3 separate regions of the Homo sapiens genome follow, and all the other regions are linked to region 2. The links are chromatin loops, found by intact Hi-C in ENCODE. Cell type or tissue: dorsolateral prefrontal cortex. All regions are shown on one strand.

Region 1 (2,500 bases), 920 kb after region 2:
AGTATGAAAGCTCTTTGAAGAAAGGCTCTGTGTTTTCATAATTAAGGCTTGGCATTCAGTAGGTACTCAATAAAGGCTGGCTGGCTAGATGGGTGAAGAAGCATGGGTCTTAGAAGACTCCTATGGGTTGGACAGGGATGACAGTAAATCTCTGAATGCCCCTGGGACTTCTCAGGGACACAGAGGAGGGAGAAGCTATTCTTTACTACCCCTGGGAGTTTGTGTGGAGCTGTGGGAAATGAACCGGCACACTTTCGTTAGCTGAGTGTGTGCTAAAGCCCCCTCCGCCTTTTCCTCAAGGCTCGTCAAAGTGGTCACTTGGTAGCTAGTTCTGCAGTGAAGGATTAAGGTTCAGGGTCAGACCCTGAACTCCAGTGGCAGCTGCAGCTTTTACTAATGATGTGAACTTTACAAGTTCATTAACCTATCAGTGTCTCAGTGTCACTGCCTACCTTTAAAATGGCGATAACCAGGCTAGGCACAATGGCTGACACCTGTAGCCCTAGCTACTCTGGAGGCTGAGGTGGGAGGATTGCTTGAGCCTGGAAGTTTGAGGATGCAGTGACCTATGGTCGCACCACTGCACTCCAGAGTGGGTGACAGAGTAACACTGTTTCAAAAACACAATAAATAAATAAATAAATAAATAAATAAAATAAATAGGGATAACAACTGTTCCTACCTCAACTCGTTGTGAAGATTACATGAGCTAATGCACATGAGCAGTTAGAACACTGCTGCAGTGAACACCAATACATAACCTCTGTATGGATCATTTTGGTCTATAGGTTTGGACAGGATGACATGGAAAGAAAAAGCAGACTCAAACTCCATCGCTATCACTTCTAGATCCGTGATTAGGAACATGTTCTCCTTCTCTGAAGCTTTGTTTACTTGTCTTTACAACAAAGAAAATCATACCCATGATAAAGGATGGGCATGGAAATGAAATACTGTTTATTAAGCATGGATATTACATTAAGTATAATTACATGTTGCCTATTAAGCATGGAGAACAGTGCCCGTCATATATGGGGATCATGGGTATGTTCTTATTCTTTTCCATTTAAGTCTCCCTTTTCTGCCTGGCGGAGTGGCTGGGCTGAGATTGTGGTAACCGTAGGAAAGAGAGGGGAAAATGCAACTTCGTGTAGAGGTTAGTGTGGGTCTGCTGTCACCTGCTGGATTAAGTAGGTAAAGACATTGCCAGGTGCTCTCTGCTGCCACCTTATGGTGAAAGAGGTTTCTAGCAGAAGAGCATATTTGTCTAGTCCTGCTTGTGTTCTGTTCCTCCTCACACCCCTCCAACAATGCGTGCTCTCCCGACCTACCTTCTCTCAAACTCTACCTGGGGAGCACTTACCAAGTGCCAGATATTGTATAGACTGCGATTAAAAGATTAATGAGACAGAGGCTCTGGCACTGACAAGCAGTGCTCACTCTTTAAGGGACCTAAGAAATATGTGGAGAACTTTATTATTTTTTAAAATCACATTTATTCACATACAATTTATTTTCACACAACAAAACGCATGCTCTTTAAATGTACACATTGATAAGTTTTGACAACTGTATATGCACGTGGAACCACCGCCCCAGTCAAAATATTGAACGTTTCTGTTATCCCACAAAGTTTTCTCATGGCGCTTGGTAGTCAATCTTCACCACTTCCTACCTACCCCAGGCAATCCTTGATCTGACTTCTCTTGCTATAGTTTGTTTTGCCCTTTCAAGGACTTTATATAAACGGAAGTGTACAGTATACACTCTTTTGTGTCTAGCTTCTCTAGCACAACAAATTGTTTTTGAAATTTATCCATGCTTTTGTAGGTATCCGCAGTTTGTTTTCTTCTATTGTTAAGTGGTATTTCAGTGAATAAATACATAATTCATTTATCCATCCTCTTGATAGATTTTTTGACTGTTTCCAGATTTATGCTGTGGTGCAAAAAACTGCAGGCACGTTTGTGTATAAGTCTTTGGGTGAACTTTGTGAGTCCTTTGTGTGGTTTTTATTTATCTTGGGCGAATTTCCAGAAGTAAAATTGATGGGTCGCAGGTAGATGCATGTTTAACTGTGTAAGAAACTGACAAACATTTTTCCAAAGTAATTATGCCATTTACGTACCTACTACAAGAATTCCGATTGTCCACATGCTCACCAGAGCTTGCTAGTTTTCTTTGTTTAACTTTTAGCTATTTTAATGTATGAAGTTACATCACATCGTGGTTTGAACTTGCAATTTGTTGATGATTAGCAATGCTGATCATTTTTTCAGGTGCTTATTGATCATCTGTGTGTCTTTTTAGGAAGTGGCTATTAGAGTTATTTTGCCCTCTTTAGTATTGACTTGTAAGAATTCCTTTTATATTTTGAATATAAGTCATTTGTCAGATGTATGTATTTTCTCCATCGTGTGGCATGTCTTTTCAATTTCACATTAGTGTCTTCAAAGGGAAGTTTTCAGTGTTGTTAAGGTCCAATGTAGCAACTTCTTTT
Region 2 (2,500 bases):
TGGTGATGGCAGCCCTGCCCTTCTCTGAAGATCTCAAAATGCCTGACACCTGTGTCCTTCCGCACTGCCCTGGGAAGGAGAATAAGGATGGTGAGAGATGGGCGTGGGATGTAGAGGATGGTGGTGTGGCCCTGAGAGATAGGCAGTATTGGAAAGTGTCTGCTGGGGAGGGAAACTTTGTCCGTAGAAGCTAAGGCTCTCTATCCTGAAACCATAGGCTGCAGACTCCACTGTGCCCAGTCGGTTAGTGAAAGGGAAAGCCCACATGGTTCATAGGGGTTCATGGCTCACATATGATCAGACTTCACTGCTAGAATTCTAAATGTGCCACACCCACACTCCCAAGTACTTTCCTGTGTGGAGTGACAATGGTGGCAGTTGCAGTGGGATACAGAGATGGGCCACACATGATCTCTGCTCTCAGAGAAACCACCTTACAGTAGGAAAACATGTACACAGCTTCAGGGGTGGGGAGGGGGGCTGTTAGAAAGCACTGGCTTTGCAGAGTCAGATGTGGATGTGAAGTCCAGCCCTGTGCCGCCTAGCTGGGTGACCTTTGGCAAGTGATTTAACCTCACTGAACCTCAGTTTCTTCATTGGTGAAACAGGGATAAAAAATAGCGCCTCCCTCACAGATTTGTGATGAGATAACCATGTAAAGTTTTATTTCTTCCTATGGATGAGGCAAAGCAAAGGACATTTAAAAATACCAAATCATATCTTTTTGTGTGTGTTCTATATAACCAAGGTTTCTTGCCCTTAAAAAAAATAAAAAATAAAATAAAAAATAGAGGCCGGGCACGGTGGCTCACACCTGTAATCCCCGCACTTCGGGAGACCAAGGCAGGAGGATTGTTTGAGCCCAGTAGTTCGAGACCTGTGTGGGCAACATGGTGTAACCCCATTTTGTAGAGGCGAAACCTCTACAAAAAATACAAAAATTAGCTGGGCAAGGTGGCACGTGACTGTAGTCCCAGCTACTCAGGAGGCTGAGGCAGGAGGATCGCTTGAACCCAGGAGGTCGAGGCTGCAAAGCTGAGATCTCACCAGGGCACTCCAGCCTGGGCGGCCGATCGAGACCCTGTCTCAACCAAAACAAAACAAACTTTTGAAAAATAGACGCAGGTGCCCTCTGGATGCTTTGCTGCTTCTTGACACCTGTCGTATAATCTGTAATGATGTGATTTCTGCGATTCCTTTTCATTGTCTGTCTTTCCCTTGCTCACAGTAAGCTCCCTGGGGGTAAGGGCGGGTCGTCTTGTGTCGCATTTTGTCTCCAGCGGAGATCCGTTCCGTTTGGAACGGAAGCTGGCGCACAGAAGGCTCTTTAGAAGGTCGGTGTGTGTGTTGCGGCAGAAGGTAGAGGCCGAATGTGGCCGCGGGTGGCGTGTTGAGCGCGGAGGGGGTCGTGGGACTCGGGAACCTGTGCAGGCGGTGGAGAGGGGCGCAGCGGCTCTGCCCCGTGCGGCCCGCAGATGGCGCTGCAGGCCAGGTCCTCGCCGCGCGCCAGCCTGGAACCCGGAAGCGGCAGCGCGGCGCGACCCGGCGGGCGGGCTCTGGGCGCGGGAATCCCGGCGGATCCCGGGCGGGCGGATGACCCCCAGCCCTACCCTTGGTGCCGCCTCCTCCTCTCTCCTTTCTCCTCCGGCAGCCAGCGCGCCTGTGTCCTCTCTAGGAAGGGGTAGGGGAGGGGCGTCTGGAGAGGACCCCCCGCGAATGCCCACGTGACGTGCAGTCCCCCTGGGGCTGTTCCGGCCTGCGGGGAACATGGGCGTGCTCAGGGTCGGACTGTGCCCTGGCCTTACCGAGGAGATGATCCAGCTTCTCAGGAGCCACAGGATCAAGACAGGTGACCGGGTGTGCGCGTGCCAGGGAGCCGCGCGGGCCTCGCACAACCTGGGCAGGCCCCGAGGGCTGGCGCACTGCCCTGGCATACCTGCAGGGCGCTTCCCCTCCATTCCTAGAGGGCCGCGCTTCTGGAGAGGCTCAGGAAGGGTGGGCGTGGGGAGCCAAGCTCTAAAACAGGGTAGAGATTCCTACTGTGTGCAGGGCACCGCGCCGGCTCCTGCAGCTTTGTTATTTCACACTGGCCTCCTGAGACGGCCTGCCGGGGGGTAGAATTGACACCCCATTTGACAGATGAGGAAAAACCAAGTGTGGGAGGCCCCAGTCCTCTCTGCCAATCCGCTATACGTGTTTTGTTTTCAGTGGTGGACCTGGTTTCTGCAGACCTGGAAGAGGTAGCTCAGAAATGTGGCTTGTCTTACAAGGTGAGCTCCTGATCTCCACATTCCAAACCTGAGTGTCTTTTTAAAAAGTCCATCCCAAGCCAGCTGGGCGCGGTGGCTCATGCCTGTAATCCCAGCACTTTGGGAGGCCGAGGCGGGTGGGTCACTTGGAGTCAGAAGTCAGGAGTTCGAGACCATCCAGGCCAACATGGTGAAACCCTGTCCCTACTAAAAATACAAAAATTAGCTGGGTGTGGTGGCCCACGCCTACA
Region 3 (2,500 bases), 700 kb after region 2:
TGGAAGAAAATAAGCCAAGAAACAGGGCTGGGAGGGGAAGCTGGGGAAGGTCCATGGAACATCAGGAATAAACATGAAGCGGGCTTGTGCCTGGCGTGTCTGGAGGAAGAGGGAACCAGCATGCTGGGGTGTGGGCTGGGGGTTGTTGGAGATGTCAGAGAGGCGATGATGGAGGGAGTGGAGCATGGTGGGCCCTGTTGGCCTTGTAAGATTTTTGGTCATTGTCTGAGAGAGATGGAAGCCATTAGCAGACTCTTCACTAGAGAAGTGGTAGGACCAGAGTCCTCATGGCTTAGGATTCCTTCAGCTGCCGTGAGAATAGACAAAGGGCAAGAGGTGAAATCAGGGGATCAGTTTGGAGGCTGCTGCCATAGATAGCCCAGGTGACAGATGATGGTGGCCTGCACCAAGGTGTTAGCGCAGATAAGATGCTCATGCGGGTTAGAGGTAGAGCCTGGAGTATCTGCTGACAGACTGAATATAGGTTAGTGAGAGGAAAAGTGAGGCCAAGGTTTTAGGCCTGGACCATTGGAAGGATGGAGTCACCATTTGCTGAGATGGTAAGGACTGGGATAGAGTGAGTTTGGGGAGGAGGGAAGGGAAGGATCCCAGGAGTTCAAGTTTGGCTGTGTTAAGCTTCAGAGGCCTATTAATTAGATCTTCACATGGAGATTCAGGTAGGTGATTGAAATACATGTATGGCATTTAAGAGATGTGTGGGCTAGATATATAAATTTGGGAGTTATCAGCATGTAGATGATTTTTAAAATCATGATCCTAGATGAGAACACACAAGGAGAATAGATAGGAAATAGAGAATAGGTCTGAGCACTGAGCCCTGGGAACAGCAATATTTATAGATCGGGGAGATGACAAGGAACTAGCAGGAGAGACTGTGGCCCTGTCACCGCAGCCCCAAGAGCCAGGCAAGGACCCCTGGCTCTGGCATTGGGATCTCCTCTTTCCTGGACTCCGTTGTGTGCTTTTGGCAGGCCTTTTCTGCCCTCTAGTGGTCATGACTGAGAATGCATCCAACCGAGCTGGCACCCTAGCCACCTTTCTGCGTTTCTTCTTGTTCAAGTCACTCATTCATTCAGCAGACAGTTTCTACTAAGCACCTACTATGTGCTGGGAACTGACAAGCACAGAAGATGATAAAATACTCTCTCAGAAATCACCACATAGTGTAAAAAAAGACGCACAAACACAACATTTAGACAGTGGCTCTCAGCTGGGGATGATTTGGTTAGTATCTGGAGACATTTTTTCAGTTGTTACAATCAGATGGGGGTAGGGTGGGTTGCTACTGGCATCTGGTGGGTAGAGGCCAGGAATGTTACAAAAGATTCTGTGATGCGCAGGACATCTTCCTGCAACAAGGAATTATCTGGCCCAAAATGTCAATAAGTGCCAGGGTTGAGAAGCTGTGATCCAAGAAAAGGTGTCAGGTGCTATAATAAAGGTATTAGCCAAGCCGTTTGGATGCAGAGGCAAAAGGAATTAAACTTGTTTTTGGGCCGTAAGGAAGGCTATAATTCTTAGAAACTGTGAGGTTTCAACTTGTCTTGAAGGACGAGTAGAGATTAGCCAGGTAGAAAGAAGAGGGATGAAAAAATAGATGATGGAAACATTACTCAAATCATGTCACAAAAGAACCTGGCTTGGCCAGGAAAAGCACAGGTCCAGGTGTATCTGGGGCAGCCTCAGTTTACACAAGGTGTTCCCGCATAACTATTCATTGAGTCCCCTCTGGGCTTCAATGTGTCCCAGTTTGGAAGATAGAATCTATGGCCACCTTGTGCCCGGCAGGCTCCGGGCAAACAGGATGAGGAAGAATAGTCTTGCCTCAGAGAGGCCAGAGGAGAGGCTGCCATAAAGACCCAGGGGCAGATGTCTAGAGCAACCCGCCCAGTGCTTTGCCTCCCATAATCCCAGTCTTCAGGAAGCACTGGAGACAATAGGGCCAAGGGCTATGGGTAGGGATAAGGAGACACGAGAACTCTCCCTTCCAAGGCACGGAGGCCTGGAGAGATGATCTGGCCTCTCTGGGCCTCTGCTGGGCCTTCCTCCTCCTACCCTCTCAGACAGAGGTAATGATTGGGTTGTGTGCACAAGCCAGGGGTAGGGGTCAGGCAGGAGGATGGGCTTCTGTCTGAACTCTGCTGCTGACAGCTATGTGACCTAGGGCACATCACAGCTCTTTCTGGCTTTGGTTTCTCCATCTGTCCCAGGAGCAGGTGGACCAGATTGTCTCCAAAGGCCTCTCAGGCTCTCACCTCCTATGTTCTTGCACATTCTAATCCTGAACCCCCTTGAGGAGTGGATTCTGCAGCCAGATTGTCATGACTCAGTGCCTCAGTGATCAGCTAGTAGGGGCCACTTTCTCTTCCCAGGACCTGGGTCTTTAATGAAATGAGAACAAGTCTATCCACTTAGAGAAGGCAGTGCTTCGGGGCATGGGTCATCAAGACCACTGCTGAAATCTATGGACTGTATTGGA

What was found. Peaks named below come from ENCODE experiments on the same cell type or tissue, not always from the same donor. Only the 100,000 strongest peaks of a DNase experiment are listed, where the experiment ranks them.
Region 1: it touches region 2 in a loop (10-fold over the local background); 5 of 110 quality-filtered maps call a loop at or near these places.
Region 3: it touches region 2 in a loop (3-fold over the local background); 84 of 110 quality-filtered maps call a loop at or near these places.

The regions. Positions count from the first base shown.
Region 1 is chr17:34,198,820-34,201,319 of GRCh38, reverse strand. No RefSeq gene overlaps it. Among named protein-coding and RNA genes, the nearest start is that of LINC01989, 16 kb to the right of the region's middle. In dorsolateral prefrontal cortex, CTCF peaks have their summits at 967 and 1,193 (motif pointing left); a DNase peak (open chromatin) is centred at 1,209.
Region 2 is chr17:35,118,881-35,121,380 of GRCh38, reverse strand. It overlaps RAD51D (RAD51 paralog D), which reads left to right and starts at 1,521. Exons shown (of 10, transcript NM_002878.4): 1 at 1,521-1,849; 2 at 2,209-2,270. The coding sequence starts at 1,768. RAD51L3-RFFL (RAD51L3-RFFL readthrough) reads left to right here. Exons shown (of 7, transcript NR_037714.1): 1 at 1-90. RefSeq lists an enhancer at 1,189-1,248 and a silencer at 1,459-1,658. In dorsolateral prefrontal cortex, CTCF peaks have their summits at 1,278 and 1,484 (motif pointing right); a DNase peak (open chromatin) is centred at 1,550; H3K4me3 peaks cover 1,628 bases; H3K27ac peaks cover 1,531 bases.
Region 3 is chr17:34,418,979-34,421,478 of GRCh38, reverse strand. No RefSeq gene overlaps it. Among named protein-coding and RNA genes, the nearest start is that of CCL1, 57 kb to the right of the region's middle. In dorsolateral prefrontal cortex, CTCF peaks have their summits at 811 and 1,010 (motif pointing left); a DNase peak (open chromatin) is centred at 1,008.